2 separate regions of the Homo sapiens genome follow, and region 2 is linked to region 1. A link is a contact called in ENCODE Hi-C or POLR2A ChIA-PET data. All regions are on one chromosome and are shown on one strand. Each heading gives the region's core, a stretch centred on a gene start or an enhancer-like site at or near the end of the contact. The rest is flanking DNA. Distances are from core to core; before and after follow the strand shown.

The links. Hi-C counts contacts between places; a loop is a spot of excess contacts on that map. ChIA-PET counts read pairs that join two places held with the same protein, here RNA polymerase II (POLR2A). Pooled maps may share reads with other maps.
Region 2: a map of PC-9 shows a loop between it and region 1 (2.1-fold over the local background). The contact joins the enhancer-like site here to the promoter of ADGRF4 in region 1. A Hi-C loop is called at or near these places in 6 of 168 maps with a recorded cell type or tissue (Caco-2, Calu3, MCF 10A and 3 more), 2 of 37 single-sample maps with no recorded cell type and 7 of 50 pooled maps. POLR2A ChIA-PET finds 5 or more read pairs at or near these places in 5 of 52 experiments (Caco-2, H1, MCF 10A and 2 more).

What each region holds. Positions count from the first base shown.
Region 1 is chr6:47,696,958-47,703,563 of GRCh38, reverse strand. ADGRF4 (adhesion G protein-coupled receptor F4) reads right to left here and starts at 4,984. Exons shown (of 10, transcript NM_153838.5): 1 at 4,770-4,984. It also overlaps the pseudogene ADGRF2P.
Region 2 is chr6:47,740,248-47,746,401 of GRCh38, reverse strand. No RefSeq gene overlaps it. Among named protein-coding and RNA genes, the nearest start is that of OPN5, 39 kb to the left of the region's middle. Within about 2 kb of position 4,446, at least 4 of the 41 ENCODE cell types and tissues checked have a DNase peak (open chromatin) inside an H3K27ac peak, as active enhancers do; they include PC-3 and PC-9, where a contact is called at or near this core.

The DNA.
Region 1 (6,606 bases), core at 3,735-6,234:
CCGATATTACAAATGTTGGGGGAGAATATTCAGTGACATTACCCAAGAGGAATCATAGCATTTTTATTTTAGCCCAGTTTGATTGGCAGCGATGGATTAGATAGACATTTTCAGGTTAGCCCTAATTTGGTTGGTTCTCTTCTCACCAGAAAGGGTCGAATGGGATCCCTCCTTTCAGAATTCAAATGTAGCTAAGGCCAAAAGCCAGAGTCCTCTGCAGAGAAGAGCTTAAGGATTCTGAGAATGAAGAATTTAAAATTTTATTAAAAGCTTTGGCAGCATAATTTATCCTCCTAATTCATCCATGGTTGATATTTTATAGAATGTAAAGGAGGAAACACACATCCTTAGATCTACCACTGATAAAGATTAATAATTAAAGTGAATTGGAGTTTATCAACATTCCAAACTGAAAAGTTTCAGTAAACACAAATATAGTATCTCTCCAGCACCTAGCACATGTCTATATGTAGTGAGTGGTCTCCTGAAAGGATGAGGGAAAGAAAAGAACAAGCATGCAAAACCTAAATATTAAATTAAATGTAACAAGAAGAGTGAGAATTGTCCAGATGGATATAAGCAAACCATGGTCAGTACCTAAAGAAGAAGCTTTCATATGGGAGCCTGATGGGGGCTAACTCACCCAGGTGAGGGACATACCAGTTTCTGGTAAAGAGTGGACAGCCAGTGCTAGATCCTATCCTATGTGGAGAATCCAGACTTGTTCCAGGCATATTCTCCTTAAATTACCTTTATTCCATTTATTGACTTCTGGTTCTACATTCTGTTCAGTTTGTCAACAAAATTGTGTATTCTCTTATATTCTCTATCTTTATAAACCCTCTGTGTATGGTGGCAGAAAAACACTTTGTTGGGAAGAGACGTCTCCATTTAAATCAAGATTCTAGTACTCAGTGAGGGGAAACAAAAACAGCAAGCAGTAATTGTGACAGAATAATGCTGGAACAAGACATATTTATGTTTGAGGTTGATGCATATTATCCACCATTTGTTTGTCAACCATTTGTAGCAGGCACAAAAAGGTTAAAGAAAATGGAACAGAAGAAAAATTTAACCTTGAAGGCATTTATATAGACTGACCTAATTTTCTTTGAATTCGGGGAGTGGGACTGCTCTACTTTTAGTAGGCAAACAACGGAGGCTTTTGTGTCTACTGTATTTGACCAAGGCCTTGTGTCCTCACATGGGTTTCTGTGGAAGACTGGTCTCATAAAAGCCAAAGGGGTTCCATGGTCATATCAGTTTGGGAAACGATGGGTAACACCACTGCCCAACTCCCCCCAACACACACACAGACACACACACAAACAGGCATGAACACATATCAAAGGTTCTGAGATTTCTTGTAGTAAGAAAACTGTTTCACCCAGGATTTACCAATTCACTTGATAATCAGAAATTCTAGGCCAGGCGCAGTGGTTCACGCCTATAATCCCAGCACCTTGGGAGGCCAAGGCGGGTGGACCACCTAAGACCAGGAGTTTGAGATCAGCCTGACCAACATGGTGAAACCCCCTCTCTACTAAATACAAAAAAATGAGCCAGGCGTGGTGGTGCATACCTATAATGCCAGCTACTTGGAAGGCGGAAGCAGGAGAATCAAATCGCTTGAACCTGGGAGGCAGAGGTTGCAGTGAGCTGAGATTGCACCATTGCACTCCAGCCTGGGCAATAAGAGTGAAACTCTGTCTCAAGAAATAAAAATAAAAATAAATAAGTAATCAGAAATGCCTTGAGGAGTTTCAAGCTGCTATTCCATCACAATATGTTATCTTGGAGGAAAACACATTAATCTATCCAGACTTAGGCTACACATGTATTTGTTGGGCATCTACCTAATGCCCGTCACTGTGCTGATATGTTCATGGGAGCTCTTTAAGTCATTCACAGCAAAGCTTGGGTGACCACAAGAAAGAAATCAGTTTCAGAAATGAAGAATTAAAAAGTGAAAGAGAAAACAAGAAGCAAAAGAACTCTTGCCTGAGGCTATCTGTGGCAAGAAGGTAAATAAAGGGTTAGTCATTTATAAATTCCCTCCAATTGCTATACTAGTCACCCAATAAGGGCAGCTCCACATCTCCTTCCCAAGGTGTCTGCAAGATGATTTATTTCAGAGATAAAAGCAACTAAGCCACCTAGAAACGCAGCTTCTTGGGACCTGAAAAAGTCACGTCGCAGGTTCCTTCTCCTCCACTTCCATAACCCGCCTCTTTCTGTGCATGATTATAAAAGTGTTAATTACCCACTATAATTCACCTTTGTTTTTCACACAGTACTAAAAAGCAATTCAAGCCTGCTGAATGGAGGCCAGGCTCCCTGCTCTAACATGGTCATTACAAAGAAAAAGATAACATTTGCTGGTCATTACAAAGAAAATAACATTTGCTGGCCTCAGAGAGTTACAGGCAAACACAGCTAGACCTGATTGTCCCAGGGTGAATGTGTCTAAGGATCTACCTCTCCATCAAGTTTACAGTAATCAGCGACTTTCACACCGCTGCCTAAATTCTAATCACAATGGGTCAACAGAGCACAACAATTTGTGCTCTTCCCCCCCAGAGCCTGAGAGAAATTAGGCCACACCTAGTGAAATAGGCAAAAAAATGTAAACACCTGATGTTTCTCTATCCTCAGCACCCAGCAGAGGATAAGATACAGAATAGACACTCAGTAAACATTTGTTGTATAAGTGAATGAATTGGGAAATGATTCCTGCAGAGTGACATCAGCATCTGAAGTTTTTGCTTTAAAATCATGAGGCAACTTTTCTATCTCAGAGGGTCAGGTGAGCACGTTTGCAACTCTAGATGATTTTGGAACCTGGTGACTTAAGTAGATGCCAGTCCTACTGTGGACCTCCTCTTTATTGTACTGCCTGGAGCCTTATGTGAAAAAAGAATTGAGCAGGAAATAATGCCATGCCAGGTTAGGGATGTCCGCCATGGGCACAAGAGGGTGTCATAACAATGCATGTGTCTTTTTCCACACTGTCTCCATAAGTCAGAACTAATAAAACCCTATTTCTCCAGACAGACCCAGATGACCCCAGCTGTTCTGAAACACCATCTCCTATTTGTCCCATCTTGCTTGTACCTGGAGCAGATTTTCTGAATGAGTTGGAATTTAAAACTACAGTGAGTCTGTCTGGGTACTGGAGCTTCTTTCTGAAACATGCCAGATGGAATTGTAGGGGATGACTCACACAGACTGAGTACTCCCTACCCGTCTGAACACGCTGAGTGCGGCCTGACATCAGGACTCCCAAAGAAAATTTTAAAAGGTCAGCTGGGAACTGTAAGTGTAGTCAGTCAGGAAGGAATGCATCAGAAGGTGTGATCTCGCAAACCTGTTCATGCAAAACACCCTAAGGTGAATGGCCAAGAATATTTGTGAATCAAGGAAATACTTTCCCAAAGGGTTCCTCTCCCCGGAACTGTACCACAAGGTGAGAGGGAGTGCCTCTTCTCACTTTTTTGCCAGTCTTCAAGGTGGCAATTCGCCTCTTACTCCCAGGCCAGACCATTGTCTGATGGGAACAACCAATCCAAAGAGGTTAACTAGAGGGCAAGGAACCTAAGAGTTAAGTGACCCACATTTTGGGGGGGGGGGTGTGTCGTCTGTGTGTGTGTGTGTGTGTGTATGTGTGTGTGTGTTGTTCCCCTAATTCTATAACTGTCTGTCTGTTTCCTCTGTTCCAGTAGTATAATTAGAACTCTGATTATAACATCAGATGGATAAACGAGTTGTTTATGTGTTTAAGACCCAGTATCTCTTGCCCTCATAGCAGAATCTATTTAGTTACCCTTAGAGTTCTCCCTTGCCATGGAAGAAATGCTTCACATAGAGCCTTGGGGGAAAGAAAGATAGAAAAGAACTATTAGAATCAGAAACATCTCATCTTTAGCTACTTTAGATGGCTTCCAGCCAATCTGTTTGTAGCCCAGCATCTCTTCTAAAAATTGGAATCTGGATTCAGATTCTGATAGGTTTCAAGAATCACATAATTTCAGAGTTGGAAGACAATTTCAGAGTTAGAAGACATCTAGATATCTCACCAACTATCTTGATACTTATAAAATTTTAAAGAAATTTATACGCCCAGCAATTGCCTCTGGTCCATGAAGAAAGCTCATGATGTGCTGACACTGAAAAACAAACAAACAAACAAATAAACAGCACCTAATGATGCAACACTTTAGACCTCTCACAACTGTCTTCAGAGTATAAGGAATATAGACCTTCAAGTAGCATAGAATTGGCCACTTGAAACAAGGGAAGATGCCTTTGCAAAAACGTGTTTGGCAGTAACTGGAGAAATGTTTTTTTAAATTGATACAATGATAGCTTTTTCAGGCTCACTAAAAGAAGAAACTAATCAAGAACACTTTTAAAACAACATCCAGCTTTACATTCAGTCTAAAAGACAGGTATTGAAATTTATCAAGCAAGGGGACAATGCAGGGACAGTGAGTTTATTTGCCTGACAGGATACTTTGCATTTTCACTCCTAGGAGTGAGCCATTAAAGCCTGACAAACAACTCTTAAAGAAAAACAAACGTAAAAGAGGCTTAGGAAATACTCCAACCTTGAGCTAGCCAATTTCTAAATCATGTTAGAGAAGTTTCCAGAAGAATCAAGCATTCCAGAAAATACCATCATATATCACGCATTTCCCCCTCCTGGAATATGTGCAAAAACAAGCCTTTCTTCAACAGGAAAATGGTGCTGGTGTAGGACATCTACTCACGGCATCCAGGAAGTAGATCTAGCAGCCCAGAGGTGGAGAATCACCCAGCAGGAAGGTCAGAGCTCAGCTCCCTAGCATGATGCCTCACCATCACGTGGCACCTCCCACGGTCCCTGGTCAGTGGCTGTGATCTGTCTTCTCCATTTTTGAAATGGGAGTCCAAGGGGCCCAGTGAGAACTGACTGCCTGTTGCGAGAAGCCGATCTGAGAACTGTAAAGTTACCCACAGTTTCAAGGCTTGTGCAAGTCTGTGATTCACTCCACTATGGGTCCATGAAGCACGCCTAAGAGAAATTACAGGTTTCTCCTGTCTGAAGCAAATCCATTAAAGTGAGTCACTTGTTTGTCTTTCAGTTCTTCATCCTTATCTCAGATGATTGCATGAGACTCTGCTTGCATCTGCTGCACTGGGATAATTGGAAGGAGGGTGATAAAATGCAAGGTTATGCCACTATTGTTGATGATTTTTAAAGGCTGATACTTTTTTTTTTTGCCTGTTCTGATGTTGAACTTGGAGGAAATTGGCTGATAAACTGGTGCATCAATTGTGATCTAATTCCTAACCTAGCAACAGAGAGATTTCTGTTTTATTTTTGTAATGACCGGGACAAGGAGTTCTCACTGAGCCACTACATGACTGTGGTAATTCAGACACAGAAGACACTGTGTCCACTTGTGGGGAATGCACACGGTTTGACTTTGGACAGGGGAGCCAGTTTGCATTGTTCTGCTAACCACCAAACAGTCCCACACATCCTAGTTCTACTGTTGTCTACTCACAGGCCTTCCTTCCCCAAAGATCTAAAGCAAACCCTCATTTAGATATTTCCAGGAGAAATGTGGACAATAAGGAGAGGTAAGTGAGGAGGCAGTTTTGTTATGGGTTTTATAGCAATGAAGGTCAAGGAGGTGCTGTTTATGGAAATGGGTCAGCTCCATTTAGGTCAGTAGTTAAGAAATGGCTCATTTGGGAAGTGGAAAAGCCAATATCAAGCCATTGTGTAATCAAAGGACTTTTTATTGCACATATTTACCGAACATACTCTATGTACAAGGCACCATGCTCTGCACTATGGGCATACAAAAGTGAGTAACACAGTGAGTAACAAAAGTGAATACCCCATTCCCCAAAACATATACATATGCACACAAAAAGACCAAAAGGAAATAAACAATATAACACAAAAGTGAAGGACATAGATTATAAAATTACAGGAAATCAGGTGGGGAGAATCAGCGCTTCTGGTTGGACCAATCAGGGAAGAATTCTTGAAGAAGGCAGAAAGTGAGGGAGAGCTCAGGCACACGTGCAGTGAGCAGATCCCTGTGATGTGTACTCTTTCCTGGCCAGGTAACTGTGTATTATGACCACAGTAATGAATGAAAGGATTTTTCAATGGTAAGCTCAACAGATTTTGCTGGCTGATACCCCTAATGTTGAACAGACCAAATCAAATGCTTAACTCTTTAATTTGGAAGTCAGTGAACTAGTTCCCATGAGGGTGTCTTCAGCCAAACTTATGCATGGGGTCATGGCTGTGTGTTTGCTTGTGTTTGCATGTGGGTGGGTGGGTTCATGTATTCACAGGACTCTAATTTAAAAAAAACAACTAAAACTAACATGTGAATTTGAATGAGCAATTATTATGAGCCAAGTACTATACTACTTTACCTACATTTATCCACTTAAAGTCTCAGGGATTTAAATGGCTTTCCCAAGAATCATTATGTATTAAGTCTGATACTTAAAAATCTGCCTTGGATACTATCAGTACCAATTTCTCCTAGAGTCACCTGACCAAATCACTTTCTTGGTGCGGTGTCAGCAGGAAACTGA
Region 2 (6,154 bases), core at 3,197-5,696, 43 kb before region 1:
TTTACCTTCTTCATTGTCAAGATCCCATAATATAACCTGTTAGCTATGTTTCTCAATCGATCATCCTTAATTTCATTTCTTCTTACCTAGGTTGCTGGGATGGCTTGTATCTTCATATGTAATGACCAAAATGTCCTGCAAGTTAATGAACATGGTTATTCTCAACCCAATGGCTAGTGCCTCCTCTCAGATTCATTTATTTATTTTTTTTTAATTCACAAAAGTAGGAGGCCTACTTGAAAGCTATGGAGAGCATTGTCCAGCCACTGGCCTCCTGTACTGGGAGAGTGTAAGCACAGTGGCCTGTGGGCCAGCATATCTCTTATTTATCACGGCCACTGAGGTCTGGAGTTAGGCACAGAGGTGAGCATCAGGCCAGAGCTCAATGAATAACCAGTCATTACAGGTAGACTGATGGAACTGGGAATCATATGCCGAAGAGTTAACAGAGCGTGGAATAATGAGGTTAATATAAATAGTATGAATTAGTTTTAGCAAGCATTGCCCAATTCACAGATCTACAGAATCAAATATAAAACCTAATCATTTCACCTCATTCAAAGCACTAGTGATCTTTATTCATGTATTTTCTCTGGAACATACTTACTTAAAGTCATGGCCGAGTATTAATTTTTGTCTTTGATGCTTTGAGGTGATAGGAGTAGGTTGACTGACCTTATTAAAATCTCTGTGAGGTTTTCTAAAAAGGTGCTCCATCGAGTGCATACAGACATGGACTCACACTTTCGCAGAGATAGCTAATGGCATGATACCCAAAGGATTATAAATGATTCTGCTATAAAGACACATGCACACATATGTTTATTGTGGCACTATTCACAATAGCAAAGACTTGGAACCAAGCCAAATGTCCATCAATGATACACTGGATTAAGAAAATGTGGCACATATACACCATGGAATACTATGCAGCCATAAAAAAGGATGAGTTCATGTTCTTTGTAGGGACATGGATGAAGCTAGAAACCATCATTCTGAGGAAACTATCGGAAGGACAGAAAACCAAACACCGCATGTTCTCACTCATAGGTGGGAAATGAACAATGAGAACACTTGGATACAGGGTAGGAAACACCACACACCAGGGCCTGTAGTGGGGTGGGGGGAGGAGGGAGGGATAGCATTAAGAGATACACCTAATGTAAATGATGAGTTAACGGGTGCAGCACACCAACATGCCACATGTACACATATGTAACAAACCTGCACGTTGTGCACATGTACCCTAGAACTTAAAGTACAATTAAAAAAAAAAAGAAAAGAGATTACAAAACACTGCTGTTCCTGACACATGAAGCCCATTAAAATCTGATTTCAAAAATCTAATACAGATTTCTTCTAGAAGTTTAAATGTAAACAAATCTTAAAAGCTATATGATTTATAAAGATAAATCTGCTGAAATATATATATATTGAGTCTAGCAGCCACTTACGGTGTCACTGAAGCCTTGCAGGAAAGCGGCATGCCTGGACTCTCTCTCACAACATTACTGACATGAATACAGGCTACTTCTATAACAATAATGACATTATAGAATTAGCAGCTGACTTTTTAAAGTCAGAGACTTGTTATACCTTGTAGGTATTGATAGCATTAGTTTTTAAATAGAAAATAATATAACCAAAAACAAATAAACAACAAAAAAGATAATGAACTTGGAAGTCAGACAGACCTGTCACCTTTCAGCCACTTGATTTTGGAGAAGTCTCATGACCTCACTGGGCCTCGGTTTCCTCAGCACCTGGTCAATAAACGTATTTCCATCTGCTTTATTTCTTCAACCATAAAAAAAATACTGATGAAACTTTTCAGAACTAGCAAGTCATGAAGATAAGATACAAAGTCAAATTATGTTTTTTCTATTGTAGTCAGCTGAAAAATGGCTTCCCAAGTATGTCCATTTCCTAATTCCCAGATCCTGTAAATATATTACCTTACATGGCAAAAGAGACTTTGTAGATGTCATTAGATTAAGGATATTGAGATAGGAAGAGTATCCTGAATTATCCAGGTAAAACCAATGTAATCGCAAGGCTCTTTAAAAGATAGAGACAGGCAGGTTAGAAAGACAAGAAGATGTGCCGATGGAAGGAGAAATTAAAGAGTAAGAGAGAGATTTGAAGATGCTATACTGCTGACTTTGCAGATGAAGGAAGGGACCACCAGCCAAGGAATGCAAGTAGTTTCCAGATACTGGAAAAAACAAGGAAACAATTCTCCCCTAAAGAATCCAGAAGGAATGCAGCCCTGCTAACATCTTGATTTTAGGACTTCTGACATCCAAAGTGTAAGGTAATACATTTGTGTTGATTGAAGCTGCTAAGTTTGTGGTAATTTTTTACAGCAACAATACATCTTTCAACACTAATTCCACTCAAACAATTCCATAGTGGATGATGTGGCATTCTGCCCAGCTAGTGGTAAGTTCCTTGGAAAAAATTGCAACACTTGTCAATAGACTGAAAATGTGTTCATCATTTGACCCAGTCATACCACTTCTAGGACTCAATTACAAGTAAACAATGATAAACTTGCACAGTGCTCATCCTGGTACTATTTATAATAACAAAAAATGAAAATAGCATAACTATCCACTGATAAGGGTGTGGCTGCATAAATTATGTAGCATGTAAATTATGTATGAAACATTATCAACTTATACATGCAGTACATCCTCAACTGTATTTTTTAATGCCTGGATAAGAATAAAATGACAATTAATAGAAAATATAACAAAATGTATGAAGAGGTTATCCTCTAGAAGGTGAGTAATTTTTATTTTTCTAAGTAATATCTTTGTGTATTTCCCAAATTTTCTATAAAGATATATATGATTCTACATATGATTCAATTATTAAAAAGAAGTGTTACACTATGTTGGTAAATCATGCCAAAATTCAATATGAAAATGGATTATTAATAAGAAAGAGACTCCTGACATAATAGAAAACCATCAATCTAAAAAAAAAGAGAAAAATAATCTGCACATTTAAAAATTTCAACATATTTTTTAAGTATGGCAATATCTAATTAAGCAAAATTATGTTTCACATATGTAACTTTTCTGGATAATTGAAGCCACTTATTCCCTTTACATTCTCACCATTTCAGTGATCTTAATACTACGACGGTGGAAAATTTTGAATCATGTGTTATATATTTCTTTTTTTTTTTTTTTCTTTTTTTGAGACAGAGTCTCGCTTTGTCGCCCAGGCTGGAGTGCAATGGCGCTATCTCAGCTCACTGCAACCTCCATCTCCCGGGTTCACGCCATTCTCCTGCCTCAGCCTCCTGAGTAGCTGGGATTACAGGCGCCGCTACCATGTCCGGCCAAGTTTTTGTATTTTTAGTAGAGACCGGGTTTCGCCATGTTGGGTAGACTTATCTCGAACTCCTGACCACAGGTGATCCACCCGCCTCAGCCTCCCAAACTGCTGGGATTACAGGCATGAGCCACCGCGCCCGGCCTCATGTGTTATATATTTCTACCCATCATTAGATCAGGAGTCAACATACATGATTTGTAGGATCGTTTGATACCAGGTGCACCGCTTAAGATGTGTGTATTTCCAATTCCTTACCTATAAACTGGAAATAAAAATTCATACTCTGGCTACCATACAAAGTGTTTGGGGGGGTCAAATGAGATAATGTGTATTTAAAAGCCTTCAAAACTAGAAAGTACTTTACAAAAATAAGAAATATAAATTATTTTTGTATTCTAGGAAATTCAGAGCTAATATTGTAAACATCAGTATTTGTTGGATGCTGCATTAAATGAAGCCACATGAGTTGTCTAAATATTCAGTGCTAATTGTTCTTCATTTCATAGGCCAATGTCCCATGTTTTTGTGAATTAAGTCTTCTTTTTAGAGTCTATGCCATGATTATTTCTTAAAAGGCATAAGAATGAATGGGGGAGAGAATCTGAAGATACAGGACTAAAATGTATATGTATATGTGTGTGTCTATGCATGTTTATATATATACAGGCAAACACACTTATATGCACCCTCTTTTTTGTTTATCCATGTTTTAATTGTATTTAAAAAACAGCAGTTCTCTCTCCTTTTAAAAAATTTACTACTCTATTTTTCATATAGTTAAGACTTTGGCCATAAATCTACCCTATATCCTCATGTCAGGAAAAATGCTCTAACTTCTAGTCCTGTGAGACTTCTTCTTTTTCTGCCATGCAGATTCAATCCTCTAGCCCTTCTGTTTCTTCTATACACATGGAAGATACAGGCCTCAATTCTGAGAAGAGAAGCTATGAGAAAAATGAAACAACCACTGACTCCTCAGGGTTATTTTATTTGCACTTTCTGAGTCATTTTGATTCACACAGGTAAGAGTCAGGGTTTAAATTAGACAATTTCTGGCTGGGAAAGTTATACTGTTCCTAAAATGGAATGTGGAGAAAGGAGGTGTGACAATAGTGTAAAATGACTCATCGTCAGCCACAATTAGACTTTCTCCATTGCCTGCCAAGTGCTTAACAGTCCTGGGCTCAGAGCTGCACAGTCTCTGTTAAAGGCCGCCTTGGCTTCTGGTAATCTTCCTCAGTTACTGAAAATTATTGATCCTGTTTCCACACATCTCAATGTTAATCGGTTTCTCCTGAAGTGTCCCCATGGACACCAGAGACCAGCTTGACCTGTTAAATAAGCAGAGTTGATTCCTATTAATATTTTCTCTCTTTTAAGTTGAAGAGTTAGACACCACCAACTGAGGCAACTTTTAATTTGTTCTTAAAATAGGACAATCATTTCTGGATGACCCACCCACATGAGTCCCTATCACTAATAGTGATTCAGCAGTATAACTGGTACCAAGAGAGAAGGCAGGACAGGGCGAGACCTAGATGGAAAGAAAAAGATCGCATAAGAGTTAAAATCATATGGTCATATGGGCTTTAGAATCAATGAATTCAAATCCTTGATCTATCACTTCTCAGCTATTTCCAATTATCAATAAAATGAAATATAAAATATAGATACTCAGTTCTCAATATAGTCCTCTCAAGAATGCAAAGAAAAACTTCCATCATGGGATGCTGGCATTTCTGGTTGCAGCATATATGTAATCTGCATTTAAAAAGTAATAAATTTAAAAATCCAAGGTGCCTAAGAGAAAACAATACAAAGAAACAAATCAATCTGTGTGTTTGCAGTTTTGTTTTTGGCTTTTGATTTGCTAATGCTTTATGAAAATCAAATTCTAGATCAACAGAAGATAGATTTCAACAGCTTCCACGATAGCCTGTGTTCCTTGGGACAGCATTGGCTTTATATCTAATACTTTCCACTGTTTTTTAACTGAGTCTGCTTGAAGGACACACACTGGGTTTCACTGCCTTATTGCATGTCCTGTGGCACCCTGAACAGTGTTAGGCATATAGTAGATATGCAATGAATATCAATTTACTGAAAGAACTCACGATTCTATTGTCCTCAGTGCCTCTGAATGCTTCCTATGACTGTAATGCAAATGTTTGTCTTTTTCTGCAGATGCCATCAGTTAGGTTTGCCCTTTCTAAGGGAACTCAACTGTTTCCTGGAGTGTTGCTATTTGAATTTCATACTTTTCTGTTGTAGAAACAAGATGATGCCCTCAACCCCCATCATTCTGAAGAAAGACAAGTGCAACCAACCTGCTTCTCCAGAGATCTCCCAAGACATCAACAATGGGGTCAAGGAAAACAGACACCCTTAGGGTAAGCCCCACTGCCCCGCAGAGGAAGAGAGAACTAGTATACTTGCTCTAAGAACTCACCTCCCGTTGACCTACAACCTTACCTACCCCCAGCATCAGTGTAAAGAGGGGGCTCTAGAAACTCACCCTCTCTGGCCCCCTCTAGTCAGAGCCTCACCCCACCCTCTCCTTTGGATCCACATTATTCACTTTATTCCTGTTTATGAAAACCACCTCAAAAGCCCCAAACTGCAAGGCCACCCCTCATCTCCCACATTGTGAGGGTCTGCTCATCCCCATTCTGTCCATCTCTTCCACCTTTCCCCCAATTCTGAGATCCTTCCATTGTGCTATTTGGATTCCTAGCAAATCACAGAGGACAAATCCCCCTTATTGCCATCTCTTCTCTGAATGTTCTCTCACTTTCTTGTTCTTCAA